Linked DNA regions of Mus musculus: regions 2, 3, 4, 5, 6 and 7 are each linked to region 1. A link is a loop called in an ENCODE intact Hi-C map of the cell type or tissue named here. Cell type or tissue: left cerebral cortex. All regions are shown on one strand. Region 1 holds the start of Mynn (myoneurin). Region 2 holds the start of Prkci (protein kinase C, iota). Region 3 holds the start of Phc3 (polyhomeotic 3). Region 4 holds the start of Sec62 (SEC62 homolog (S. cerevisiae)). Region 5 overlaps Phc3 (polyhomeotic 3). Region 6 overlaps Sec62 (SEC62 homolog (S. cerevisiae)). Region 7 holds the start of Rpl22l1 (ribosomal protein L22 like 1).

The links. A loop is a pair of places that touch in the nucleus more often than their neighbours do. Peaks named below come from ENCODE experiments on the same cell type or tissue, not always from the same donor. Only the 100,000 strongest peaks of a DNase experiment are listed, where the experiment ranks them.
Region 2: a loop joins it to region 1, with 6 times the contacts of the local background. A loop is called at or near these places in 5 of 42 quality-filtered maps.
Region 3: it touches region 1 in a loop (4-fold over the local background); 24 of 42 quality-filtered maps call a loop at or near these places.
Region 4: a loop joins it to region 1, with 5 times the contacts of the local background. A loop is called at or near these places in 24 of 42 quality-filtered maps.
Region 5: it touches region 1 in a loop (2.9-fold over the local background); 9 of 42 quality-filtered maps call a loop at or near these places.
Region 6: it touches region 1 in a loop (3.0-fold over the local background); 10 of 42 quality-filtered maps call a loop at or near these places.
Region 7: a loop joins it to region 1, with 5 times the contacts of the local background. A loop is called at or near these places in 4 of 42 quality-filtered maps.

The regions. Positions count from the first base shown.
Region 1 is chr3:30,600,082-30,604,081 of GRCm38, reverse strand. It overlaps Mynn (myoneurin), which reads right to left and starts at 1,995. Exons shown (of 8, transcript NM_030557.3): 1 at 1,387-1,995; 2 at 282-578. The coding sequence starts at 547. It overlaps n-TVaac8 (a tRNA gene), which reads right to left and starts at 2,812; the gene lies at 2,740-2,812. In left cerebral cortex, a CTCF peak has its summit at 1,786; DNase peaks (open chromatin) are centred at 1,976, 2,777, 3,195, 3,743 and 2 more places; H3K4me3 peaks cover 3,560 bases; H3K27ac peaks cover 2,938 bases.
Region 2 is chr3:30,994,106-30,998,105 of GRCm38, reverse strand. It overlaps Prkci (protein kinase C, iota), which reads right to left and starts at 2,335. Exons shown (of 18, transcript NM_008857.3): 1 at 2,021-2,335. The coding sequence starts at 2,121. In left cerebral cortex, a CTCF peak has its summit at 2,184; DNase peaks (open chromatin) are centred at 1,950, 2,380 and 2,645; H3K4me3 peaks cover 2,137 bases; H3K27ac peaks cover 1,378 bases.
Region 3 is chr3:30,966,868-30,970,867 of GRCm38, reverse strand. Phc3 (polyhomeotic 3) reads left to right here and starts at 1,453. Exons shown (of 15, transcript NM_001165954.1): 1 at 1,453-1,494. The coding sequence starts at 1,481. In left cerebral cortex, no CTCF peak of the experiment used is centred here; DNase peaks (open chromatin) are centred at 1,453 and 2,095; H3K4me3 peaks cover 1,760 bases; H3K27ac peaks cover 1,593 bases.
Region 4 is chr3:30,790,967-30,794,966 of GRCm38, reverse strand. Sec62 (SEC62 homolog (S. cerevisiae)) reads right to left here and starts at 2,091. Exons shown (of 8, transcript NM_027016.2): 1 at 1,584-2,091. The coding sequence starts at 1,619. In left cerebral cortex, no CTCF peak of the experiment used is centred here; DNase peaks (open chromatin) are centred at 1,003, 1,717 and 2,071; H3K4me3 peaks cover 2,390 bases; H3K27ac peaks cover 1,583 bases.
Region 5 is chr3:30,954,081-30,958,080 of GRCm38, reverse strand. Phc3 (polyhomeotic 3) reads left to right here. Exons shown (of 15, transcript NM_001165954.1): 4 at 1-72. Among named protein-coding and RNA genes, the nearest start is that of Phc3, 13 kb to the left of the region's middle. In left cerebral cortex, a CTCF peak has its summit at 2,491 (motif pointing right); no DNase peak of the experiment used is centred here.
Region 6 is chr3:30,810,663-30,814,662 of GRCm38, reverse strand. It overlaps Sec62 (SEC62 homolog (S. cerevisiae)), which reads right to left. Exons shown (of 8, transcript NM_027016.2): 6 at 2,307-2,367; 7 at 310-429. Among named protein-coding and RNA genes, the nearest start is that of Sec62, 20 kb to the right of the region's middle. In left cerebral cortex, no CTCF peak of the experiment used is centred here; a DNase peak (open chromatin) is centred at 1,577.
Region 7 is chr3:28,803,840-28,807,839 of GRCm38, reverse strand. It overlaps Rpl22l1 (ribosomal protein L22 like 1), which reads right to left and starts at 2,332. Exons shown (of 4, transcript NM_001347226.2): 1 at 2,297-2,332; 2 at 1,248-1,337; 3 at 982-1,103; 4 at 416-653. The coding sequence starts at 2,305. The coding sequence ends at 509. Gm32950 (predicted gene, 32950) reads left to right here and starts at 2,489. Exons shown (of 3, transcript NR_166194.1): 1 at 2,489-2,578. In left cerebral cortex, no CTCF peak of the experiment used is centred here; a DNase peak (open chromatin) is centred at 2,416; H3K4me3 peaks cover 1,956 bases; H3K27ac peaks cover 1,093 bases.

The sequences.
Region 1 (4,000 bases):
CTTTGTGTAGCCCTGGCTGTCCTGGAACTTCCTCTGTTGCCCAGGCTGGCCTTGAATTTATTAGGTCCTGCCTGCCTCTGCCGCCCACCACCAGCTTTAATGTGTTTTTTGTGCTTACCAAACATCTTTTCATCCTCAACAGTTCTACTGAAGCTATAGTGTGTGTGTGTGTGTGTGTGTTGTGTAACAACACTGAGAATGAGCATGGAGAGCAAACTGGAAAAACAGGAATCTAGCTCTAAAGACTAGATTTTATAACTGAATAAAAACATGTACTTTACCTGTCGAGATTTAAAGTTCCTGTATATATAAACTCCAACAGTTTCTGAAATCCGTCAGCCTTCACCTGACTCTGATCAAGAAAAACATTGTTCTCAGAAGTGCTTCTGTAGATCGCCCCAAAATACTCACTAAAGGAGGCAAGCACATTCCTATGCGCCTTAAACTGGAATTCTCCAATCACTACGGTACAGTCGCAAAGAAATCCCGCTTCCCGTTGCTTATTCAGTCTCTCTAAAAGGTGCTCACAGTGGTGTGAATACTGCATTTTGCTAGCAGAATGGGATTTCACCCTTGATCTAAAAAAGACAAGAAGAGACGGTGAACTGATAGCCGTAAGCTTTCATCAAACATTCACCCATGCAGCGGTAAGGGAGTGTGGGACAAAAGACTAAACCCAAAGAACACAGCTCTTCCTTTGCCTCCCAACCCCCAAAAGCCTCATCGAACACTCGTGGTGATTAAATGCTTTTCTTTGTTTTACTGCACTAGAACACTAATGCAATAAAAGGCAGTGAAAAAAACAAAAACAAAAACAACAACAACAAAAAAAAACATGTCACAGTTGTAAACAGGGCCGTAAAATCCTAAGCTTCTAGAGTTGACCCCTCAAACTTTTAAGCTCCAACAGGCATCTTTACCTGAAGGTGCTTAAACAAATAGACTAAGAAAAGCCTCCTTGAAACAGGATAAGAACACGATACGAGTTGTTCCCATTGCTCTCTGATCACTGAACCCTGTAAGCAGAGATGGTGAGGTTCCAAGCTCCAGGCAAGTGCAAGGGGGCGGGAACGCCCCGACCCGCTGTGTCAAAGGTTCCATCACTCTCCGGAGGAGGACACACCCCTTGCCTGCCCGCTGCTTGCTTGGCAGCGGCGGAGGGCGACAGTCCTAGCCAGTCCCCGGCCACCGCTGCCTTGCACTCCCAGCTTGCACTCCCGCGAGTTCCCACGGCACCGGCCATGACTACATATACCGCGGACGCTGCCTCTGCCTAGACACCCTCCTCCGCCCCGAATCGCGCTCGATCTCCGAGGCGCCGGACCACATAAGACCCCGGGATCCCAGAACGCAGGGACGACAGGCCAGACAGAGGGCGGCACTCACCCGTAGCCGCCCAAGGGAAACAGTTTCTTCACTCTCTCACCGCCATCTTGGGAGGACGTCACTGCGACGCTCCGCCTCTCCCTTCCTCCTCTGCGATAGCGTCACGTCCGGGTGTGTGGTCCATTGGGGACACCGGAGATAGGACGCTAAAAGTCTACTAGGGCCGGCGAGCTGGGTCTCAGAGCCCTGACTTCCCGGCATGCCCAGGTCTCCGGATCACACCTCCTTGCTCACTCGCATCCGGTGCGAGCTGCTCACCTTGTCAGCCCGCAGCTGTCGGCCCAGATTCTGGATGGAGACCGGGCTTGAGTGCAGAGCCGGCCTCTCCGGGAACCGCGCTGCGCGCTGCATGCTGGGAGTTGTAGTTCTTTTCCTCGCCTGTCATCCTGTCTTCATTAGCGCCCCTCCAGTGGAGATGACTGTGTTGTGCACCCTGGTTCTTGACCGGGGCGAGTGGGAGGGATATGCTTAAGTCGAGACCAATCACTCCTTCCTCTTTTGCATATCCGAAAGCTCTTGGGACCCCCAGAATTCTGTTTGAACCGGCTCACCAAAGCTCATCTACCAGAATGCCCTTACCTGGCAACAGAGATGAGATGTTCGAAAGCAAAGCAAAGCAGCAGGGCACACTGGGCATGCGCAACGTGGGAGGAAGGTGGGCTTTCTACCGGAAAAGGTTTTCCTACGTCTGAACCAGAATAATTTTAGCACAGTTATTTACCTCGAAATCAGAGTTAGTGCAGTAAAGGGAGAAGAGCAAAGTTAAGTTTTGATGTGTTCTTCCCTAGAACCTGCGGACGTCATAAATCTTAAAAAGCACAACTGAAACGTTTGTTGGTATAAGTTACGTTTATGCTTTTTAAGGAATTTACCTGTGACTTTATTTAAAAGACAGTCTCAAAAACTCTGAGAGTTTTTTCCATACCGGAATCTTTTTGCTTATATCTCTGTGAAGAATTTGTGAATAAAACCACGAGTCGTTTTTATAAGAAAAATGTTGAGGCTACTTTTTTATATGTCTGAGTATAAATTTCTTTTTAATTTCATCTTTTTGTCAAACCCTTTCGATAATGTGTTAATTCTGAAATATTTAGTGAAGTTGACATATAAATTAAGAACAAAATTTAGCCTGACAGGAGGGGGGGGAAATGGAATCTCGAGGGGAGAAAACTGAATACAGACATGCTTCAGAGGCTAGAGATTGGGAGAATGCCTTCTAGAATCAGTAGCTACCTACTTCATCAGCCCTTTTTGTTGCTGCTCTCGTCTGTGTGTTGGGGCGTTTGTTATCAACATTAAAACAGCTGATTCAAGGTCGTTTCTTTAATGGGCGGGTTACCGTTTTAAAAGATATGTTTCCGCCCGGTTTCGAACCGGGGACCTTTCGCGTGTTAGGCGAACGTGATAACCACTACACTACGGAAACTTGGTTGCACTGGTGTGTTGAAATGTTCTTCTTATGTGATGTCGTCATATACGTTTCACACCTGTTTAAGGTTTATGCATTTTTCAATGAGGAGAGAGAAAAAATATTAACAAAGCACAGTTAACTTAACAGGCTGAGACTATTTAAAAGTTTGAACTTGTTTGCAATTTCTTTTTCTCCCTTCCTTCCTTTCATTCATTCTGTCTTTTTCTTGTTTTGCTAAGCCCGGCGGGTACACCACTAGAGACCAGCAGGCACACTTAGTTCCTGGCCGAATTTCATTTTTTTTCTCATTTTAGACAGGTTATGCTTTCCTCCAGCTGGGAAGCAGCGGCGCGCTGTAGCCAGGGCCTGTGATTTGGCGCAGTACAGTGCTTTGGCGGGTTTTGGTGGAAGCACGTGTAAATTACCCTTTTCCCCATCCTGCTTCGAAACCAAAGCTTCTATTTGTGTGCTGTTTTAAAGCCCCTAAAGGATGCGCGAAACCAGACACCAAGACGTTCATTTTTTGCTGCGCAGTGTACTTTCTTTTTCTGAACTGAACTTCATAATGATCTAAGGCATTTATATTCTTACCAAATGGCAGACATGTTCTTATTCCTAAAACATCAACCTCAGGAAATGAAAATTAGCTTCGGAGGACCTAGAGATATAATCCAGAAGATGAAGAAAAGGATGAAATAAGGGGGGAAGGAGGGGGGGGAAGAGGGAGGGAGGGAGGGAGGGAGGGAGGGAGAGAGAGAGAGAGAGAGAGAGAGAGAGAGAGAGAGAGAGAAATGAACGGAGAAAAGAAAAGGGGAAGGAGGGGAGCCGAGCATCCCAGAACTCAGAGCCTGAAGAGGGGAATTCCGCTGAGTTCGAGGGCAGCCTGTGCTAAAATGCACCATCTTACAAAACCCAAAAGGTTTTGCCTTTTTGTGTATATCTTTAGAAAGGACAGGAAAGATGTAACGTTGTTTACTTTACTATACAGAACATAAACTCGTTTCACACCCCAGCACTCCCTGAAATTGATCCTTACAGAAGCCAGGCAGAGCCTTCCTGTAGCGATATTTCCAAGGCCGGTGTTAAGGGTCTTCCTCCAGCTTCCCACTCGCCCTGGAACACTACTGTTAACCACAGTGCAAGGACTTAAGAGAATTTTTTTTTAATAGACATTCAGCGTGTTTGAGAAAGGTTCTTGCAAAT
Region 2 (4,000 bases), 390 kb before region 1:
GTGGCTCACAACCATCTGTAATGGGATCCAATGCCCTCTTCTGGTGTGTCTGAAGACAGCTATAGTGTACTCATAAAAATAAAATAAATTTAAATAAAGAAACATAAATGCAACTTTTTTGAGATTGATGTGTCTGTGTGCACGCACACACATGCACACACACACACATGTGATATGTATGGGGGGTGGGGTGGGGGTGCCACAGTGGCCAGGAGAGGGTATTGGGGTCCTGGAACTAGAATTGCAGTATTGTGGGTCACCTAACACAGGTTCTTCAAACACAATCTGGATACACTGGAAGAGCATCGAGTGTTCTTCATGGCTGAGCCCTCTCTCCAGCTCCATAAGTACAACCTTTAAAACAGTAAATGCAAGCTGCAGAAGAAGTTACCCACAACAGAGCCTTTGGAGACTGGAGGGTGAAAAGCCACAGTGCTACTGACACATGTACACAATATGCACTCTCTTACCAAGCACACGCATTTACACTGAACTCTCGTCTGTAAACCTGTCAACTAGACAGCTTCTTTAGAATCCACGGCATTTCCTCCTCTACACCTAATACGCCACAGGCTGCTAACTTTATAAGTGGAACCTACTCAAAAGCAACGTTTCTCAATCCGTAGATCTAGATCCCTTTGGGAGGGGTCTAAGAGCATCCGAAAACACAGATATTCATGTTACATTCATAACAGTAGAAAAATTACAGTTACAGGTAGTAGCAAAATAAATTGGGGTCACCACAACATGAGGAAGAGTATTAAACAGTTGCAGCATTGAGAACCACTGCTCTAAAACAAATGTCTCTCAAATTATCAGAAAGTTGTGTGTTTGTCCTCGGAAGGATGGGCTGTGGCTCTTCCAATCTTGCAAAGTTTGTTCATGGCTGACCATGAACCAAAATGCCTAAAGCAATTATTATGACAACTACCAACTTTTTAAAAATTTCAAAAAAAAAAAAAATTAGTGCGTTTGCGGAGACTATTTTAACCTCATTTTCTCTGTTTTAAGTGAAAAGAACATTGTCTACTGCAAATTCTACGAATTAGTCCCAAATCAGTCAATGTCAGAGGCTGGAAGATAACACACAAATCTAAGGCCTTACATGTACACATTAAGACATGTGCAGCTTCAGTTCTCTTGAAAGGAAAACAAGAAAGAACCGGGAAGGTCTGCTATCTTCACTGATCCCCTCAGGAATGTGAAAGCACGCACAGCTCTTTTAACCTTGTAGCACTTGAAGCTTTTAAAAGCAATTTATTTCTGCCTAGACAAGCAGAGAGGTCTTCTGTTAATCCCTGCTCTCCAGTCTTTATGCTCACGCTGGCCTTTCACCTCAGCAGAGATCCTAAATTATCTCAAACCACACACTGAAGTCAAAGGAGAGGAAGAACTTTATGATAAGTCACGATAGAAAATGATTTGGGCTATGCTCAGAACTGGATTACTTTTGGCAGAGACATTAGTTTAAACGTTTGGTAATCAAGTGGGGTAAAGATCGTTTCTAGAATTTAAAGCCTTGGCTTCTCACCTTTCGATAGCTCACCCTAACTTCCAAAATGTGGGTCAGCACATTTGCACCTTAATTCTGACCACCCAGGATCCAGTGCACATCCTATTAAAAAGTATCGACTTTGGTACTAACTCTAACACCTATAGCGGCTCTCTGACCATAGTCCAGACTTATTTCATGAACTCTCCCACGGCGAAGGATAGATGTAAACCTGATTTATAAGACGGAGGCTTCAGGCCTGTCTGCAATGAAAGGAGCCACCTAACGAAGCAGTCCAGGCTTGCGTGCCCACAGTAGTGAGTGAACAGAGGCTTCCCTCGAAATCTTCAATCCACCCAGTCCCGAAACAGTTGCAAATTTCTCCGTCAGCTGATTTGTCCTCCCCTCCGGTTGCGCCCACTCTCCTCCGCCGACTCCTGGCGACCTACACTCATACGTCCAGGGTGCCACCAACCGCACCTCTCGCCGCCCCCACGATCGCTCGGGTCCCTGACCGCCAACACTCACCCGCGGTAGTAGGCTTTCACCCGGACCTGGTGGGAATGGTCCCCGCCGCCGCCGCACGCGACCGTGTGGGACATGGTGCTGCTGTCCCTCTGGGTCGGCATCTCCTCACTCCCCCGCCTCGCCGCAGGAGGCCGAGGGGGCCGGGGCAGCGCCGGGCGCCGCGAGGGTCTCGGCCTCCCGAGCCTGTCGGGAAGCCGTGGCCGCCCGCCTCGCCGACCAACACGCCTAGCCCGCGGCGCGGAGCGAGCAAGGGGTCGCTTCGCCGCCAAGCCCGAGCCCCAGCGCTCCTCCCTCCGCCCGGCACAACACGCCTCCCGCCGCGGCTCCTCCCACCACGCTCGCTCCCAAGGCCGCATTCCGCGGCAGGGCGGGCTCAGGAGTCGCGGAGCCCCGGCGCTCTCATCCTCACGGGGGGGAGAAGAGGCTAGCAGAGGGAACAGAACCCACCAGCCTACTAACAGACGCTCTGAAATGGGAATATACTTGGATATTAATATAAGTAATTGTAAACCACGCCTTTAAATGGAAGGATTTCTACAAAACAACCTACAGAGCACCCACGCTCAAGGTTGCTTCCCCTATTTCTTCTATTTAGTCTCGTCCCAGCTAGCCCGCCACGCTTCCGGAATGTATTTGCTGCGCGGGATTCTGGGATTTGGAGTCCCGGTGGGATTCTGGGACTTGTTCCTTAAGTGTAGAGTGCCGCGTTTTCGATCTTGTGCTTCCCGGGAGTTGTAGGCATGGAAGTCCTGAAAACCGCTTGAGTATCTGAGGGCACTGGAAAGATGGCTTCGTCAAGATGTAGAATCTCCTTCCAATTAAATTCTCCATGTCAATTTCATTGATCATTGAAATTAAACAGTTCCCTTTTGGGGGAACAAGATTTGATTACCTGCTCAGCAAATCCTTTTCGGGGAGAATTTAATAATGTAGGTAGCAAAAGCATTAGTGAATGCAACGAAAGAAGAAACTCAATTGGGAGATACCACAGGAGAGAGACTTCTTCAAGGCCCTCAACCCGTGAATATTGCCATTCTATAGAAGAAAGTGCCCAGTGAATACTTAACTAGTGTGTCAGTTCATTAGCATTTATTTTACTTACACTAGTCTGGTCGAGAATTAGAAAAAAAAATCTGTCCGTGTAACTTACTTTCGGACTTCCTCAGATCTTGCCTGTATCACTTACTCTACCCTTAAGGTAGCTTGAATCTAGCCACCAGGTCAGCTCAGATAGCAACATGTGCAAATTGTTGAAATAAGCAAAGATATGGCTTTCTTTTTGTTATTGTTTGTTTGTTTTTGGTTGGTAAGAGGTTTTCTCTCTGTAGCTGTCCTTGAACTCATTCTGTCAGGCTAGACTCAAACTCAGAGATTCGCCTGCTAGTGCCTCCTGGGTCCTATTAAGGGCATGTGTCACCACTACCCAGCAGCTTTCTTTATAATCATACATTAGATTTGGTTGCTTGCTTTATCAGAGCTACTATGTGTGACACTTAGCTTGGTACTAGCTTCATCCAACGTCCACAAATTTGGAGTATATGAAAATTTCCACTAAATAACTTTTTTTTTTTTAACAATTAGAGGCTGCATCATCACGTTAAATATGGATTGATTGCTGATGGTCATTTTTTTTAATTATTATTTTATGTATGAGCACCACACACCGCCTGGTTCCTGCAGAGGTCAGAAAGGGGTGCCAGATACACTGGAACTGGAGTTTCAGATAGTTGTGCTGGGAATCAAACCCAGGTTCCCAGGAGGAACAGCCAGTGCCTTTAACTACTGAACCATCTCTCCAGGCAGAGATCACCAATTTTTAATTGCATTATTGAAACTTTTTAATGCTTTGTGACAAGTTTACAATTATATAAAGCTCTAGAAAAATAACTAGCATATAAGAAGTAGATATTTATGAAGAAATAAAAGGTAATTCACAGAAAATTCTTTTTTTAAAAAAAATTCTTATTCCTTACCACTTTT
Region 3 (4,000 bases), 370 kb before region 1:
GCAGCCCTCCATGACCTCTGCATCAGCTCCTGCCCTGCTTCAGTTTCTGTTCTGACTTCCTTTGGTGATGAACGGTGATATAGAAGTGTAAGCCAAATAAACTCGTTCTCCCATGACCTGCTTTGGGGATGGTGTTTCATCACAGCAATGGAACCCTGAGACACTGAGATTAGTGCACTTCATCTCAGGAAATAGGAGACACTGTTTACGATCACTATGCTTCTTTCTCAGTCAAGAGCAACAGAGATTTGCTTATTTCTTGGATCTATGAAGCAAAGTCACACTGTGTATGTATGTCTACAAAATCCACTTTTCAGACTATTTTGGATACATATTTTTAATGTTTTATAGTTGTAGTTAATTTTTCTTCTTTCTTTCTTTCTTTCTTTCTTTTTTTTAAACACAGTCTTACATATCCCAGGCTAGCCTTAAAATTTCTGTTAGACCCGAGGTGGGGAAAAACATTTCCACAACTGTCTGATTAAGCAAGCTATACTTAGACTGGCTAAAGGCTGCCTCATCCAAGTTCAGGTTTCAGAAAGCAGCCCCTCACTGGCTTTTGAGGTCTCTGTTGTGGGGCAAGGATTAGGGTTGATAGATTACAGCTGTTGAGAGCGTTGGCTGTTAGCACCAGGACAGAAGAATGGGGGGACTCAGGGCTCAAGGCCGGCTGTGAGGTATACAAGGGTAAGACACTATATGGAAGGGGAGTCATCAGAGATGTTCAGGAGTTTAGCAAGGCAAAGGAGTATACATCATGGGGTTACAAATTCAGCAGAGGTTAAAAAGCATGGTTTTCAGGATATCTTAGGTTCAGGAAACAGAAGCTTACCCTTGCAAGGTATGGGGACACCATCCCCAAAGCAGGACATGAGGGAAAGGGTTTATTTGGCTTACACTTCTATAGCACCGTTCATCACCAAAGGAAATCAGAACAGGAACTCAAGTAGGGCAGGAACCTGGAAACAGGAGCTGATGCAGAGGCTGATGCAGAGGCTGTGGAGGGCTGCTGCTTGTTCAGTCTGCTTTCTTATAGAACCAGGATCATGGGGTTTCTGTTTTACATTATATAGTCTAGGATGACTTTGAATTTTTATTCAAAACAACACTTTCTAAGGGCCTAGCCATGTCTGGTTTATGTGGGGCTGGGTATTGAACCTAAGACTTGATGCACGTTTCTGAAAGTATTCTAGCAACTTCTACATTTCCAGCGCTAAGCAGAACTTTTTCTATATTCGTCGCAGACCCCGGGCTAAGACAAAGATTCTGAGCCATAGAAATAGAGGGTGTCTGGGAAGGACCACTTAGGGAAACACAGGCCACCTCACAGAGAGAGTTGAGGTGGGAGGGAGCCTGGCAGTCGCTGGCCTCACGTGACCTCTGCGCCCCCCGCCCCCCAGATCCCGCCCCTCGGCTCTTGGCTCTTGCAGGGGGAAAAGGAGGCGCATGCGCACTTCGTGTTAGTGATGGAGGAGAGAAGATGGCGGAAGCGGAGTGAGTGACTTGCTGGTGACTGATGTCGTAACCGGGGGGCGAGTGAGGGCTGCGACACGTTCCCCCGAGGCAGCTCTTGGGGCTCCGAGGCTGGCGGTGCAGGGCGGAGGCGAGGCGGGAGCCACGGCGTGGTGGAGAAGCCCGACTGTGGGAGGAGGATGGCAGGTCCAGCCAGCCTCCCCTCGGGAGTGCGTGCTGCGCCGTGCGGTCCCGGGGCTGTGTGGTCCTAAGCGCACAGCTACCCGGGGGACCCTAGTCTCCGGGCTCTCCCGGGACGCGAGCCCTGCGGCGCTCGGCCGGGGCTGTCATTCCAGCCGCGGTCCCCGCCGAGGTGTGTCCGGCTGGGCAGGCGCCGCCGGGCCTCCGCGCTGGCTCCTGCGGGCCCGTAGCCGTCTGTCTGTCCGTCCGTCCGTCCGTCCGTGCGGCGGGGGCGCGGGGAGGCGCAGGGAGGCGTCCGGACAGCGGCTGCGGCCCACGGCCGAGGCTCCCCACCTCCCCGGCCTTTCCTTGCAGTCCCCCTCCGGGCTCGGGCTGCGGCGGCGAGCCTCCCTCCCTGGAGGGCCGCATTCTTGGGTAGCGCTGTGATGCTATGCTCAGTTGGCGACTTGAAACTTCAGGTTCCCGGGTAGGCCTCTGGAGTGCCAGAGCTGAACGCGGCAAGTATTTCCGTGCCAAGCCCGTGCGCTCCCCGAAAGTGTTCTTTTGTACCAGGCCTCGAAATGTAAAGCGATGGTTTGCCCAGTTGCACACATCCAATGTTTAGAATTACTGTCTAGGTTCCCTGACCATTTTTGGTTCGTCAGAACTCACTGTCTTCTTCGCCCGCCTTTGGGCTTTGAGAGCACAGCTGAGCAGAATAAGACTTTGAAAGGCCAGGGTTTACGGTGGTGGCTTGGATGCCATTGGTCCCGGTGCCAAAGTGTTTTGACACGCAGTAGTTTCAAGATTTTACCTTACTGCTGATTGAGTGTAGTATTGAGCAGGTGCCATATGATACTGTGGTTTGCTGATTGGAAGGAAATGAACAGCAGAACGTCTAAAAATGTGATTCAGCTCCCACTAAAAGAAGTTAGCAGCCCCATCTGTTTTTCCTTTCACCTTACTTTCTCCCTTGTATATTGGAGCTGTTAATACAGCCTATGGTGGCTGGAGACTCCTGAGTCTCATTGAGGCCAGCCTGAGCTACGTAGTGACACCCTATTTTGTTTTGATTTTTAAGAAAGAGAAGTAAATGTTCTTGTTACAGGCTTGTCGACGGTGGGAATGCCAGCCGGTTCAACTTTTATTTCTCAGGAGAAAAAGACAGACAAGGAAGGAGGAATCCAGTGGATTCTCATGGGGCCTTCTGAGCCTGGGGTGACAGCTACTGTGGTTTTAGTTTGTAACAGCATGGAAGCCCTTAGAGGCTTGGCTTTATTAAAGTATAGATTTCTCAGTGGGTAAAAATTTGTACTACAACATAAATGACATAAGATCATAATACTGGAGGGAAAAGATTAGAAAGTTTGGTACAAACGTGTACTTTACTGGTTGTGCATTGGAAGCTGAATAAATTATATTCCACACCCCCAAATTTTAGAGCAATTTTCTGTGGGGGGGGGATTTTTGTAAAGATGTAAGAAGTTGCTTATATTTGCTACTTTATTTCTTTATTTCTTATTTATTACTTAAGTGGGCTAATCCGGTATCAAGCTAAACTTCTGACACTAGAGTTAGTAAGGACAATGGTGTCGTCTAAGAAAAGCTACTGAGAATTGAAAAAAATGAACTTAAAATTTCTTACGTATAGGTAGCTGCGTATATGTGTGTACATTATTGCCATGTATGTGCCCAGTCCCTTGGAAGCCAGAAGAGGGCATCTGATCCCCTGGAACTGGGTTTTGGAGGGTTGTGTGGGTGCTGGGCATCAAACCCAGGTCCTTTGGAATAACAGTGCTCTTAACCATTTGAGCCATCTCTTCAGTCCCACTAACATGTCCTTAGGATCTTATTTTTAATTTTATCTATTTTTTTTGAAACAAGGGTGTTGTGTAGCCCAGGCTGGCCTATCACTTAGTATGATGTAGCCAAGGGTGACCTTCTTCAAGTGCTGGGATTGCATGTATATGTGCCACCGTGCCAGGTGTACTAAGACACTTTAAATAACTGCACGGCAGCTACAGTTAAACCAGGAAGGAAGCTACTCCTTAGGAATCTTCTCAGAATGACTCTGAGGGGCGGAGAGATGGCTCAGTAGTTAGGTGCCTTTGTTCCTGCAGAGGACCTGGATTCAATTCCCTGCACGCACATGGTAGGTCAGAACTGTCCATAATTGCTTATGTGCAGGGCACACAGGTACATACACACATCCGCTCTTCCCCCATATACCCAAGAACACAGTAAGGACTCTGATAGTGCTCAAGCCCCACCCTCTTAATATTCTCTCACTACTTTATCTTTTGGTTTCAAATTTGTCTTTTTTTATTGAAAATTCTTTTTTTCATACAACATATTTTGGTTGTGTTTT
Region 4 (4,000 bases), 190 kb before region 1:
CTTTTCTTTTTCAAAGGTAAATGATCCTTCTTACAAATGCAGAAGTTGAGAAAAACAAAACAAAACAAAACAAAACAAAACACCAAGCAAGCAAAAAACCTTGTTACCTAATTGGTGGAGCTAGAGAACAAACAGGCATAAGATAACTAACTTGTAGCTATGGTACTAAAGAGCACCATAAAGCATCTCTACCTGCTTTTCTGTCTAACATACACTCATAACTGAAATATGAGCAGCGATTTAAAAAGTACATTACATTACCTTTATGGCAATATTGAAAAGCAGATAAAACTGTAAAATAATGTGTAGTAAAGAGCAAAAAAGTACAAATTTGTCCTGCCAAGGGTAAACATAAGGAGAGCAGGAAGCACAAATTTAACAACTTCAATACAAATTCTAATAAAGTAAGTATCCATATTAAGCCATAATACTAAATTTCAAAAGCCTGGGAATAGCATAATTAGAAATTTCTATTGTCTTGACACTCTGGTTTTAAAAACCTATGTGAACTTGGAATCTGTCTCTAGTTCCCTTCTGTAACCTGTTCAAAATTATCTTGTCACACCTGCCAACTTCCACACTCACTGAACACTGGTATCTTTCCCACAGTATTTAAAATTGTTTTCAACTGTAACTTACATAGTTCAAAAGGCCTGTAGGCCAATAACTTGATAAGTCTTTAAAAAAATGGATATAAAAGGAAAACAGAAAAAGACATCCTACGTGGGGAACAGAAAGACAAGAATGAGTGTAACAACTTGTGACTGACATATTAACAACTTACTAGAGACCATCAACTTAGGCCTTTGGTTTCTGAGTGAGCTCTTGAGGCGCTCACATCCATGTTTAAGGTGCATCGAACAAAGGACACCCAACAGGGCGAAAACTGCGGGGAAGAGATGCTCAGGTGACATTCATAAGGGATGAGGGAGGCACAGTATGTAGGGCGTGAGGCTGACAAGCTGGCATGTGGAAGGTTTCTGGGTGCCACCAGCCCATTGCAGCACTGACCGGGCAGGGTTTGTTTACATCGTGTCGCCTGGAAGAAAGCCGGCAAGGTTCAAGCCCGGCTATTCGGTTAAAAGAGCCATTGGGAGGGGAATGGAGGGCACACGCCGCTTAACATCTGGAAGGAGCCCTGGGGCCGGGCGGCCCGGGGCCAGCTGACCGACCGACCGTCTGCAAGCACAAAGAACCGGCGGCGGTGCCGCAGGTCAGCCCTCCTTCCACCCCAGCTACCGTGGCCTTAATATCGGGACGCCAGGGAGACACGGAGGAGGGAGGGAGGCCGGCCGGCGCCTGGCGTCCGCGCTCCCCGCGCAGGCCCGAGCCCTCCGCCGCAGGAACGCGGGGCCGGACGCGGGATTCGAGCGCCGCGCCTCCCTCCCTCCTTCCTTCCCCGGACGCACCACAGAGCCCTCGGCCGAGCGGCCGCTAACACCGTCCCGCCTCGAGACCATCCCGGCGCCGCGACCCCGCGGAGACGGCCTCCGGGCGTCCGGCCGCTCGGGACGTCTCCCCCTGTCCCTCCTCGTCCCAGCGCGCCCGAGCCCGTCCCCGGTCCCACGGCCCCGCCGAGCTACCTGGATCCGCTTCTTGTGTCGCCTGCGTTCCGCCATGTTGGCCGCTCCGCCCGGTTCCTTCTGACGTGGAGCGAGTCGGGGAGGGGGCGGCTGAGATCTCGCGAGAGCGCGGCGGCTCGCGGCCCGTTATGTAACCCGCCGCGGGCTCTGGGCTGGGGGCGGCCTCCGTGGTCTTCCCGCCGTCCGTGCGGTGGCGGACGACGCGGGCTGCTTCTGCTTCTGGTCCCGGAGGCCGGCGCCACGTGAGTCAGAGCGCTGGAGGCTGGCAAGTCGCGTCGGCTCTCAGCCCTGACTGAACGCCCGAGTCACCTGGCTGGCGTGTAAACACAGATCCCCGGGCCCCGCCCCTCAGAGTCGCTGACGCCGCCGGGACCACCGGGGCGCACAGCGTCACCTGTGGCGCTTCCTGCCCCAGCGAGCCCCGTGGCACCCCACTTCAGTCCCGCCAAGTTCCCCTTAAAAGGTGGAAAACAACTTCAGAGTCTGACTCCATTAAACACAGCTCGTCCCCAAAGCCTTGGAATGTCCGCTCCTCACGTGACACCTCACAACCCATCCTTAGACTCCAGAAGGCTGGATGAGCCCAGGGAAGTTAAGGTGGAAAGGAGCAAGACTAGTTGGGATGCAGTAGACTGCAGGCCACTTCTATATGACTATTCTGACGACCTGCTATATGACTATTATTCCAGAACTTTCTAGACCAAAGACATGGGTAGTTAAGTGCTTAGGTACAAGTTCTGATGACATTGTGGCTGTAAGAAAGTTGAAAAAATGCAGAAAAGATAAAACCAATAAAGTTTAATTCTATCCCTTGAGTCAGTTAATCATTTTAAATTTCTTTTGTCCTTTATATCCACTTTGCGTGTACATGGGATGTGTGTGTATGTTGAATTTATAAGTCTTCTCTGTTCCCCCCCAAACATCATGGAACCTGGTAGCCTGTTTGTTGTTGTGGTTTTTTTTTTCAGTTTTGCATTGTAAACTTAATTTCAAAATCCTTAAAGTTTTCTATTTCATATATCTGACATAATAATATGTAGTTGAAGCAAAGCTCAGTACTTTGATGCCTGATCATTTATATACTAAGATAGCTGAAGGTTGGTGGTTTTTGTTTTTAACTATGCAATTCTACTCTCAAGAGATCTGTAATTTGGCTCTGCTGTCAGGAAGCAGGGGAGAACTAATAATTCTTACGTATTAACACAAAACTTGGAACATACAATATCTTGTTTTCTCTAGCCTTTCCTACCCAGATGATTGTCAGGACAAGCTAATAGCTAGCAGATGATCTCCCTGAGATTGTGTGCCTCAGATTAACATAATCCGTGACAGATTTGCTCCCATAGGCAAAGCCCAGGAGAAAATAATTTTAGGAAAGATTCCTACTATTAATATGCTTCTCCTGTTATTATTAAACATATATAACAATCACTAGGTATTAGCCTACCTCTTTGAGCAGATCTCTGCAGTTGCAGATCTACAGAGATGTACTGTCTTGTAGGGATGCTATATAGACAAATGGATGACTTAATTCTTAATGATGATCCTGTAAGGATTCCTAAAATTGTACCAGTATGTATTAAGCTGTCAAAACTGCAATGAGAACTCTGCCAGTCTCTGTCACCAGTTAATTGCCTCTACTACTCAGAGCACATTCCAAAAGGTTGTAAAACCATTAACCAAAAGTCATAAAAAGGGAACTACGATTATATTATAGGTGCTAGGACAGAAGATACAATGTTGACTGGGTTTATCTATACAAAACTTCACTAGTAACTTGGTTATGTTTTTTAACTCTCTGTGACCCTGTAGAGTTGTGACAGGGGATGAATGTTTAGCCAGGTAATTACTCCTAATGGATATACATGTAAACATTCTCTGCTGTAAACTTCTATTTCAATTTATGATTTGAATTTATGAGTAAACTTGTGACGAACTTTTTACCATGTGATCATGTGTTCTAAAAGATGTATAAGTGCTGCCGACAGAGAAAGAAACAGAACTAGGCTGAGGAGGACTTTTTAGTCAGATCTGAACAGAACCTTTTAGAAAACTAAACTGAGGACAATTTTTTTAGTCATGACATAAAAACTTTTTAGAGAGAACTGAGCTCAAGAACTTAGAAGTAAAGGCAGAGCATTGGGAGAAAAGGCTTTGAGAGTAAGAGCATTGCTGTGACATCAGAGCAGGAGGAGAGAGAAAATTAGAAGGAGAATGCAGAGTGGAATAACTTAGAAACTATAAGGTAACACAAAAAAACTAAGAGACCAATCTGCAGAATGTAGAGGGAAGGAGGATAGGAAAAGAAGCTACAGAGAGAGCAGAAGGAGCAGGCAGGCTTTTCCTTACTATGGGACAGAACAGGTAGGTCTTTTCTTAATAATAAGACAGACTTAGTCTTATTTAAAGGAACAAAG
Region 5 (4,000 bases), 350 kb before region 1:
TTGTCCAGTGGAAGACCATCTACATCCCCCACAGGCAGTGTTACACAACAGTCAAGTATGTCCCAGACATCTGTAAGTATACTAACACTTCTCCTGGATTTAAACATTTTAATTGTTGTTTTCCAAAAGTAAACTTGTTGTTCATAAAGCTGCTGTTCAGTTAATGAGTGCCTGGAAATGGGAGTAATTAAACTTTTAAAAATCTGAGGTTTTATAAAAGGCTTATTTTTATTATGTATTTGTTTGTGCTATGCAGGTCTTATAAATCTTTTTTAAAAATTTATCTGTATTTTATGTGCATTGGTGTTTTGCCTGCACGTGTGTCTGTGAGAATGTCAGATCTTAGAGTTACAGACAGTTGTGAGCTGCCAATGTGGATGCTGAGATTTGAGCCCCATTCCTCTGGAAAAGTAGTCAGTGACTTTCACCACTGAGCCATCTCTCTAGCCCGTATATGCAGCTCTAAGGAGGCCGGAGACATCAGATCCCTCTCGAATTAAAGTTGCAGGTGTCTATAAGCTGTGCACTGTAGGTGTTGGGAATTGGCTCTAGTTTTCTGCATGAGCAGTCCATCCAGCCATTGAGTTGTCTTTCCAGCTCTTGAGAATCTGAATGTTATTAAAGCCTTTTTGTATTTTTATACATCTTTTCCATTGAGTCTGCTTAATGTCTTGTGATTCTCAATTCTTTTTTAGTTTCAGAATTTCTTGAAAGCTTGAAGTACTGAAAAGTGTTTCATGTCTTTGAATGACTTAAAAACAACAATCAATCAATCTCTCTCTCTCTCTCTCTTCCTCCCTCCCTCCCTCCCTCTCCCCCCCCCCCCCAATTGAAAATAGATTCTTAGCCAGGCATGGTGGCGCACGCCTTTAATTCCAGCACTCGGGAGGCAGAGGCAGGCGGATTTCTGAGTTCGAGGCTAGCCTGGTCTACAGAATGAGTTCCAGGACAGCCAGGGCTACACAGAGAAACCCTGTCTTAAAAAATTAAAAGGTGCTGGAGAGATAGCTTAGCTGTTAAGAGCACTGGCTGCTCTTCCAGAGGACCTAGGTTCAATTCCCAGCAACCACATGGCAGCTAACAAGTCTAACTCCAGTTCCAGGGGATCTGATGCCCTCACACCAATGCACATAAAATTAAATTAAGTAAAAAATTAAGAGATAGATAGAAAGGAAACAGATTCTTCTCTTACACATCCTGACCAGTTTCCCTTCCCTACACTCCTCCCAGCTCTGCCCCAGCTCCAGCTCCCCTCTCCCCCACATACACTCCCTCCATTTCCCTTCAGAAAGGAGCAGGCCTTCAAGAGACAGCTAAACAAGATAAAACAGGATACAATAAGACAAGGAAAAGGTCCTCATACCCAGGCTGGAAAAGGCAGCCCAATAGGAGAGAATAAAAGAGTCCAAGAGCAGGCAAAAGAATCAGAGGCACACCTGCTCCCACTGTTAGGAGTCCCACAAGAACACCAGCCTACCAGTCGTAACATATACCAAGGACCGAGAGCAGACCCATGCCTGACGGCACTTACGTAACAGCTAATAGCCACTTATGAGAGAATATATAGTCGTGGTTTCCTTTCTGGGTCTGGGTTACCTCACTCAGGATGATTTTTTCCTCGTTTCATCCATTTGCCTGCAAGTTTCATGATGTCATTTTTTTTAAAAAAAAAAGTTGAGCAATACTCCATTGTGTAAATGTACCCATTTTCTCTATCCTTTCTTCAGCTGAGGGACATCTAGGTTGTTTCCAGTTTCTGGTTATTATGAATATAACTGCAATGAACATGGCTGAGCAAGTATCCTCGTGGTAGGATGGAGCTGTGTCTTGAGGTAGATCAGTTCCCAAATTTTCTGAGGAACCACCATATTGATTTCCAAAGTGGTTTTACAAGTTTACACTCTTGCTGGTAGGAGTGAGGAGTGTTTACCTTGCTCCATATCCTTACAAGCACCAGCTGTTGTTATGGTATTGTTGATCTTAGCCATTTTGACAGATGTAAGATGAAATCTCAAAGTAGTTTTGATTTGCATTTCCCTGGTGGCTAAGGATGTTAAAAATTTCTTTAAGTGTTTCTCAGCCATTTGAGATACTATAGAGAATTCTATACCCCATTTTAGATTCTAGTTTCTTGAGTTCTTTATATATTTTAGATAGCAGTCCTCTATTGGATGTGGAGTTGGTAAAATCTTTTCCGGCTCTGTGGACTGCTGTTTTGTCCAGTTGACAGTGTCCTTTGCCTTACAAAAGGAAGCTTTTCAGTTTTCTGAGGCCCCAGTTATTAATTGTTGCCCGTAGTGCCTGAGCTATTGGTGCTCTGTTTAGGAAGTGTTTCCTGAGCCGGTGTGTTCAAGACTGTTCCACACTTTCTCTTCTACTAGAGTCAGTGTGTCTGGGTTTTAATTTTTATTGTTGTTGTTGTTTGTTTGTTTTTGTTTTTTCAAGATTTATTTATTTTATATATGTGAGTACACTGTTGCTATTTTCAGACACACCAGAAGAGGGCATCGAGTCCCATTACAGATGGTCGTGAGCCACCATGTGGTTCATGGCAATTGAACTCAGGACTTGTGGAAGTTCAGTTAGTGCTCTTAACCACTAAGCCATCTTTCCAGCCCATGTGTCTGGTTTTATTTTATGTTATTTTTAGAGATTTATTATTTATTTATTTTTTATATGAGTACATTGTAGCTGTCTTCAGACACCCCAGAAGAGGCCATCAGATCCCATTACGGATGGCTGTGGCTGGGAATTGAACTCAGGACCTTTGGAAGAGCAGTCGGAGCTCTTAGCCACTGAGCCATCTCTCCAGCCCCTGTCTGGGTTTATGATGAGGTCTTTGATCGTGGTTTTTCCCTTTACAACTCATCATAGACCTTCCCCTACTTTCCAGCCTCTTAACTTTATTTTCTCTCTTCCTCCTCCCAAAAACCCAAATCAATCAAACAAACAAACAAACAAACAGTGCCCCCAACACAAGAGACGAAAAAAATCACAAAAACGAAAATCAAGCAAGCAAAAGACCAATAATACAAAAAAGAAATCACCAAAACAAAGCAAATTGAAACAAGTCCACAGAAGTACGATTGAGTTGTTCTGTTGGTTGGGTGCTCTTGAGCATGGGGGTCTTGTGTTGGTCAGCTTCTCCTGGGCATGGCGATCCGATGCCTCCTTTTGGCTTCTGTAAGCACTGAGTTCACCTGTAATCCCCCTTCCTACATACACACATACACACGTGCACATGCACACACATAATTTAAAACTTTTTTAAAAAGAATTTAAGTTATGAGCATACCCAGTAATATCACTGCTCCTAAGATGTATTCTGAAAGCTTGATTGCATGCATGTGGGTTTTCATGTTAAATTCTGTAAGTGGCCAATGATGTAACTTAGGGCAAGCAAGCCAGTAGGTTGCCTGCACTCCGAGCCTTTCTGATTTTCTATGTAGACTTCTAGCTTTTTCTTCATCTAGATACACCTGCATTTAGATGAAAAAGAGAGGATTCAGTAAATGATGATATGGTCTGAATTGTGTCTCCCCAAAATTGATATGTTGAAAACCTAACTAGAAATAGACTTTGTAGTGAACTGACTAAAGTTAAATGAGGTCCTAAGAGTGAAGCCCTCCTATGAGAGGACCGATGCCTATTAAAGAGGAAACGTTCTCGGAGATCCCTCCAGCATGGGAGGATATAGGAAAAGGTAGTTACCAGAAGAGACCCCACACTGGAGACTTGGGTTGGACTCCCTTACTACTCTCAACTTAAAAACAAATGTCTGTCTTTAAAATTTGTGGTGCTGGGAATTGATGCAGGCCCCCACACAGGCTGGATGCAGCTCTACCACTGAGCACGGGCCTGTCCTATGTTTCTGTTGCTCAAGTTGTCCGGTTGTGGTTTTCTGTTGTGGCAGGCTAAGACAGAAAAGGCTTTGCATGTGAAAGTTGGCCAAACAAATCAGTTTTTGAATTATTCAGTAACATTGTATTTGAAGAGCGGG
Region 6 (4,000 bases), 210 kb before region 1:
ATTTTAACTTAATTTAATCATTCTATAATACAAATACAAATATATATATAATAAATCATACTTTATAATGTGCTGAATTATGTTTATCAAATATAGTATTAACAAAACAAGAACGTTTGAAAAGCTAGAGCAGATTCCAGATCAGCGCCAACGGAGTCATGTCTGAACTCTTGATTTGTCTGAGGAGGACGGCACACTTCTTGACTTATATGCATTAATTCTGCTGTTTAGCTACACTGGAGCTCCAGGAAAAAGTCTACATGCAAATACCTACCTTATACCAAGATCAGTATCACTATTAAGACTTACCAATAGCAAGGAGAAGAATGCTGGCTACAAAACAGCCTGCGCCCACACTGAGGTAATAAACACCTACTCTCATTTCTGCTGGCCAGAGAGGGAAGAGGGTGGCTGCTATTACTGCAATCACTGGAGAAATGACAGAGTTACAGAGTAACTTTTAGAATAAATTCTTTAATGGCCTCATTACAATCAACAGTGAACATATTCTTGAAAATGGAGACAAAAAAGTAACATTTGTATAGGAATAATGAATTATCAGCAATTTCATGTGATTTAACATAACATTTTATACTGTTCTTAAACTAGGTTAGCATTTTTTAAACCTAAATTACATTTAATTATAAAAAATACTATCTAGAAATTAAAACTACTCCTTAAATGACCAACTACTGTCATTTTGAAGCTAATATTATTTTAATATTAGGAGTAGGGAAACCTAGATCAAAACAAAACCAAAGAACACCCCACCTCCCACTCCAGGGAAATCAGATTCACAAAGCTTTTTTTTAAAAAAAAGGTCAGAGTGGTTGGGGAAATTATATAAGCATCTCTAGGATTTTTTGTTTGTTTGCTTGTTTGTTTGTTTTTTGCACTTATGGTAGGGCCTCTTGGAAAACTGTTAAATGAGAAGACTGGTTATTAAGTCTTTTAAGTCTTTATCATTAAGAACAGGACTCTTGCTCTACCACACGTTAGCTAAGTAACCCTTCCAAAGTTAATTTACCTTATCTTGATAAGTGCCTGTTCTTGCTGGAATGAGACGTCACAAGGATTTTATGACAAAGTGACTACCACACTGGAAGCAATCCACAGCATGAGCCTTTTGAGTTTAACTAAGTTTTAACTCTTACTATAAGTTTCTCTAAATGGGATCCTAAAATATCTTATTAACCAATCATATTTTAGATAGTATGTTTTTGCTATCTGTTCAATTATTCTTTCCCACCCATTTTTGTCCCCCAAATTAAAAATATATATATATATACACAAGTTTGATCACAATATAAACAACGAGTCAAAGGCTATGGTGAAGATGGAATCATCGAGTTTTTGTCCCACTGTTCAGCGGTAAACACTATAAAGCTTATCCTATTCCCAGAGACTGCTCACTTACAATACAGATTAGTGACAAATACCCTTTTCTAACTAGAGGAAAGTATGCAACTTCCGCTCTGGCAGCTCTCTTTTCCTATCTCAAAGGCTGCATGCTGTTCTCTTACACTGCCAATGTTTACTCTCCTCCCAAGGAGTGGGGACTACTTTCAGTTTTACATGATAAGAGACAATCCTCCTGCAAGTCTACTCGCACATGGACATCATATGACTGGGATTATGTAACAGACTGACTTCTAGACTGGGGATGGAGCTCAGTGGTGAAGTGCTTGTCTAGCACGTGTAAGACCCTGGGTTTGATCCCAGACACTAACAATAAACAAAAACTAATGACACTCAAAAAGCCATAACAATGAATTCCTTTCAATGGAATTGGTAGGCCAAAAGATACAAGCATTTAAAATTTGAATATTGCTTTGTTTGGCTGTGTCCATGAAAAGGAACATAAGGGAAACCCTACAGGATTTACAGGAGCGGTGTGCTAGCACCTACAATGTGAAGGCACTGCCAAACTGCCTGCTGGAAAGAAAGAAAAAGGAAGGCACCATCATCAATTGTTGGAGTGTTCCCTCCACCCCAGGACTTCAGTGTCAATTTCTGAAATCTTAATCTTTGTTACTTCACTCTGTATCTGATTTATCCTTAACCAGGTGAATGGTCGGTGTGTTTTCCTGTGAGCTACATTTATCTTGTTCTACCATGTTAATACCTTAAAAATGATTTAGCTGCTGCAAATAATTTGAGTTTGTTACTTATCTTCTAACTTTATTTAAAATATCCTCTTAAAGAGTTCTTACTTTGTTTTAAATTTAAAAGTATTTTTTGAGGCCCTGCATTTGTCCTCTAAAGTTTAGAGTATACTAAAAAGCTACTTATATTCTCCTACTTACCAAGAATTAATCCCATGACAAATGTTTTAATGTGAACTGGGTCATAGATCCACACAAAAACCTAGAAGAATCAAGAAACCTCAATGCTTAAAAGTTCTAAGGTCACATTAGTAATAAGTTTACTTCTCTACTGCAGTTCCCCAGTCTCCATCTCTGAACACTCTAAACTCTCCCTTTCCAATTAAGACTACACTCAGCCATTAAAAGACCGGTATTCCTAGCTCTAGCTTCTCTAAATTACAGTATTTTTCCATTTCTTAGTATATTTTGAACAAGTCCCTTTATTTTTTTCTGATTAATTTGTATTTTTCTAACACTTGGGGTTCTGAATAAACCTGTTTTACTGTTTATATTTTTCTTGGGAATCAGATTTTAAAACATTAGTTTTGCTAGTAACCACTTTAAGAACAACAACAAAAACAAAACAAAAAACCCCAACCCTCTAACATCCCCCCACCCTTTTTAGATGGAGTTTCTTTATATAACAGCCCTGGCTAGCCTTGAACTGACTGACTATACAGACCAGGGGCTGGCCTCAAACTCACAGAGATCTGTCTCTCAAGTGCTAGGATTAAAGGTGTACACCACCATATTCAGCTTAAAAACCTATGTTTAATAAAAGGGAAATTTCCAATTTTAAGTCTGGAGATACAGTGTTTCTTGTGTGTGTGTGTGTGTGTGTGTGTGTGTGTGTGTGCGCGCACGTGCACATGCACAGCCTGGCCTTTTCAAGATGGCAAGCTTGTTCAGCTTGCTTTCTTCCCTAATAGATCTATCTCTCTTTCCTGGTACAATGGGCAATCTGCCAGTCAGTTCTGAAGGCTCAAGTCAAATGCCCATGGTCTCCAGACTACAGTGTACTTACATATAATAAATCTTTTTTTAAAAAAAGCTTCCTTGCAGAGAATTGCACTGTATTTTCCTATAGCACCTGTGAAGTATCTAGTACTCAGGGATACACTTAACACTTAAGATATCTGAGTGCTTCCTACTGCAGAGTCTCAAACACCCAGCCCTAGGAGACACTGCTTCTTATAGGTACAACAGTTGGCATAAGTGTGTCTTGGAATTCCAACAGTTTAGCAGCAAGGACTACTTTTTTGTAGTAAAGTGACTACTGTAACAGTCTTCATGCAAAGCCATTACCACACAAATCTCATTAGAAAAGATAGAATAAAACTATCTCCTTGTGTAAAGCATTAGAAATGTTGAAAATTTCAGGCCCCTCAAGAGATGTGTCTGGCACTGTAGAAGTGCCAGAGATCAGTAGGTGAGCCCCATGAACCAGTCTGCTCTTTTTTTCTCTTGATAACAGAAATTCTGTATTTTAACTGGGCAAATTAAATCTTGACTATAAAGACTGCATCTTCAAGATTATGAACATAATTAGTGAACCCAAGTGTCCTTAGCATGGTTTGCCTCTTATCTCTTGTGGATACAGTTAAGGTCATCATGGACCACGAGGCACCTTGGCAAGAAGACTCTAACACAGAAAAAAAGGAAGGAGGAGCATGGGCCTGCCATGGTGATTCATGCCTGTGCTGTTCATTCCTAGAGCATGCTACTGAGAAAGAAAAAGGAAACCTGTGTTGTACTAAGCTACTATAATTTCATGGTTTTTAATAACTCAAATGAAGTCAAATCTGATTCTAACTAGATTAGAAACGTAGATTTTTTGAAAGTTATTTTTATAT
Region 7 (4,000 bases), 1.8 Mb after region 1:
CTAACTTTGCAGAAAGCTGGATTTGGGCACAAAGCTAAGAAAATTCACAGGTCTTGTCAACTAAGGTTGTTTAGGCAAACTAGAAAAGCACTCAAAGCCAACCACTGAAATCTACAAACCAAGTTGGAAACATGTCAAGGACTTTGTAGAAACAATACTGAGGTTATTAGAAGACTTCTGTCTCATCTCCACAATCTGGATTTTGCTTCAAATCCCACTTATTGGGGAACAATGGCCCATCAAGGCAAGAACTCAGGAGTTCCCTTTTTTAGTGGTACCCAACTGTTGGCTCTAACAGGCAGTAAGCATGAATAATTCACCCACAAGGAGCCTTTCTGTTCATTAAGGAAGAGGCCTGAATCACTCCACAACCCAAATTTTTCTCTAGGCATCCAACACACTGATGAACCATACATGTTTTTATAGAGTGAAATGACTTTTATTTTCTCATAAAGTCCAATTTTATATTTCTTTAGAATACTTTCATTGTATTACAAGCAGAGGCCAATTAGTCCTCAGACTCTGAACCATCTTCATCTTGACTAATCTGGAAATAACGAAGTTCGTAAGTCTCCTTGTCAGATGCGACCACACGTAGCCAATCACGGAGATTATTCTTCTTAAGGTATTTCTTGGTAAGATATTTCAAATACCTTTGAGACAAAACCATGAGTTTATTAGATGTGTGATCAATCCTATCATGAAAACACGCACTGCCACATTTGTAACTCCTACTCACTAGGACTTTGGTTTTAAGAAGCAACCAGGACAAGAGCAGCCTCTCAACCCCCTAGTACAACACACCATGAAATCTGCTGTCTGTTGACTCAAAATATACTAATATTCCCCATTTATGAAATGAAATAGACAGCAAGAGTCATCCTGACTCATATGCAAACACCTTTAAACAGACTAACAGCCATTTTCGCAGACTAATGCCTACGAGACATCCCACCACAACGTAAAAACAGAAGAACAGACCTTTTGGAGAACTGTTTCTCAGAAACAACTGTGATTTTATTCTTCAGGCGTTCAATGTGAACAACATTGCCAAGATTTCCAGTTTTTCCATTGACTTTAACCTTCTCCCGTAGAAACTGTTCCTATTTTCAAACAGAAAGAATGCAAAACTAGGGAAGGAAACCCTAGATGGTCACTAGGGAAGGTACCCTAGGAGCACAGCTTAGGTTAATATCAAGTACTACATTTAAATGCCAACAACTATGCAATCACAGTAAGACACTTACAAAATTTCCAGAGTCAAAAATTCCATCTTCTACTGGATGAGTAAGGTCCAAATGAAACCTCCAGGTGGACTTCTTAGGCTTCTTGTCTTTCTGCTAGACATAATTATGATGCCATTAAAGCAGTTTATTCAGCTTAGACACTGAATTCCCAAGAAAAAAATTACCAACTCAGCATACATCTGGTATAATGGGTTATACACAGACTTGACCAACACCTGAAGGAGCCTGTGCTCTATGTAAAGGTTACTCATTAGCTTGGTTTAAACCAATGTTTCAATTCCCATGAAACGTCATCATTTCCAGTTAAGTACCTTCCAAGTGTAAGCTTATTTTAGTAGAGAAATCTTGCTTGATTATGAAGAACTGCTTCCTACTGTAACTGATGTTATTTCCAATTTCAAATTAAAACACCCACCTGGGTGCTTTTCAAGTTTTATCTGAACTTAAAACACCATTTTTAGGGTAATGGGTCTCTTTATGCTTTATTGTAATTGGTCCAAACAGAGTCACCTAAATGGCTACCAATTAATAATACCTTCACCACCCTCCAATTATCGCAAACCCGGAACTGGCATTTGAGTGAATGACGGGGTGGACTCGCTCACTGCCGTGCAGTGAACAGGCAGTCCCGATGGGGCCATCAGACGTCACTCAGTTTTGAATCCTTACTCAGCAACCTTATTTTTAACAATTTTGGTTATAGTGACTTTCCAAATGTTTAAACCACGCTCTTCAAACTGCTAACGTCATTGCAACCGCGGACCTGGCCACTTAGGCTCTCTTCCGTTGACAGGGTGACCACAGGCCATGGAGAAACCCAGAGGCCCAGAGACCGACCGCGCCCGCCGATACTAAGCTAGTCGCGGGCCCGGCTCCCGCCGCGCAGGCCGCACGGCACTCACGGACGGCTCCGCAACCCGGATTCTATCGTCCCAGTCGAGCCGCCAGGCCGACTCTCTTCCCACCGCCTTCTCTCCTGCGGCGCTCCCGCTCGCTAGACGCAATAGCTACCTGTAATACCCGAGCCCCGCACACGCGCGCGCACTCACCGGCGCCATGTTGAGCTGCAGCCGTGGGAAGAGAACGGGCTTGCGCCGCACGCACGCTTTTATATAAAAACGTGCTGCGTCATACGCAGAGCGTGCGAAATACGCAACTCGGAACCGGATATGCACGGAGTGCTTGGCAGTCACCTAGGAAACGGAGGCGTGGCGTTGGGGGGCGGGGATGCCCTGGCGTTTGGTTTCCGCCTGCGTCTTCGAGTGGGAAGCCGGAGCCGACTGATTCTCTGCTCTGGCTGTGGACTTTGCAAACTTACAAACCAGAGTGGAGTAAGTTCAAGGGATGCAGGAGTTATCTGTTATAATTCAGGGCAAGGCAGACTCTCAATGTTGCTTTATGATCGTCTCTATTATGTTGCGATTATAGTCCTCCAGAGAAAAAGTTCTATGCTTTGCCTAGCTTTTAAGGTAGAGGATGTCCTTCTGAGAAGAACAAGTTGAGTACACTTTGGGTTTATTGGATAGGCATAATTTATTGTACTTTCTACTTACTGACTCACAATCTGCTGAAACCTAACTATCAATGTTTACAAAGTACACTAGGATGGACGTACCTTGATGACAGAAAGTAAAAAAGCATTTGAATTTTGAGCGGTTGTAATTGACGCCAGGTCAGAAAAGTGGTGAGGCTGTTGGTGTTCAGTAGTATACGTTTCTGTTAGTGTGAAACTCTAGTATTTAGGGACAGGAGATGGGATGGACTTTAGTTGTTGATTTGGAAAAGGCCCTAGAATGTAAGAGTTGTGTTCTATCCAAGCGATCGGTAATAGGCGTTAATACAGTGTAGGGTATGGTGCTAGTGGTGCTGAGGTTTTAGAAGAAATCAATTTCATTAAATTTTAAAATCTTTTTGCCTTAAGAATCACAAAAACTTTTCGTTCCAAATGTTCAGGCAGGGGCCAGGGTTGACATTTCTTCCTAAAGGGCTTCCTGTTCTGCAGATCAAAATGATCATTAGATATTTTGAAAATAGGCCATTAATTGACATTTAAAATTTTTGTTTTGCTTATCTTTGGCAACTTTCTGTGTCATAACAATAACCACTTAAGCCAATTATTTAAAGGAGATGAGAGACTCCCAGGACTCAAAGGGAGGAACCTTAGATGAAACACCCTACAGTAGGGAGAGGAACTTTTAGAGCCCACCTCCAGCAGGAATACAGGACAACAAGTGAGGGATGGGGTTGCCATCCCACAGTCACACCTCTGACCCATAATTGTTCCTGTCTGAAAGAATTACCTGGATGGAAATGGAGAGGAGCCTGAGGAAAAGAAGGTCCAGCTACAGACCCAAAGTGGGATCCAGCTCAAGGGGAGGCCCCAGGGCTATTACTGAGGGAGGCTATGTATAGAGTGTTCACAAAAAGGATCCTATCATGACTGCCCTCCAAAAGACCCAACAAGCAGCTGAAAGAGTCAGATGCAGATATTTGAACCCAACCAATGGACAGAAGCAGCTGAACCCTGTTGAATTAGGGAAGGCTGAAAGAAGCTGAGAAGAGGGTCTGTTCTACAGTAGGAGGCCCAGCAGTCTCAATCTGGACCCTCAAGATCTCTCAAACACTGGACCACCAACCAGGCAGCATATACCAGCTGATATAGGCCCCCAACACACATACAGTAGAGGACTTCCCAGTCTGTGTTCATTCAGAGATGATGCCTCTAACCCCCAACAGGCTGGAGACCCCAGGGA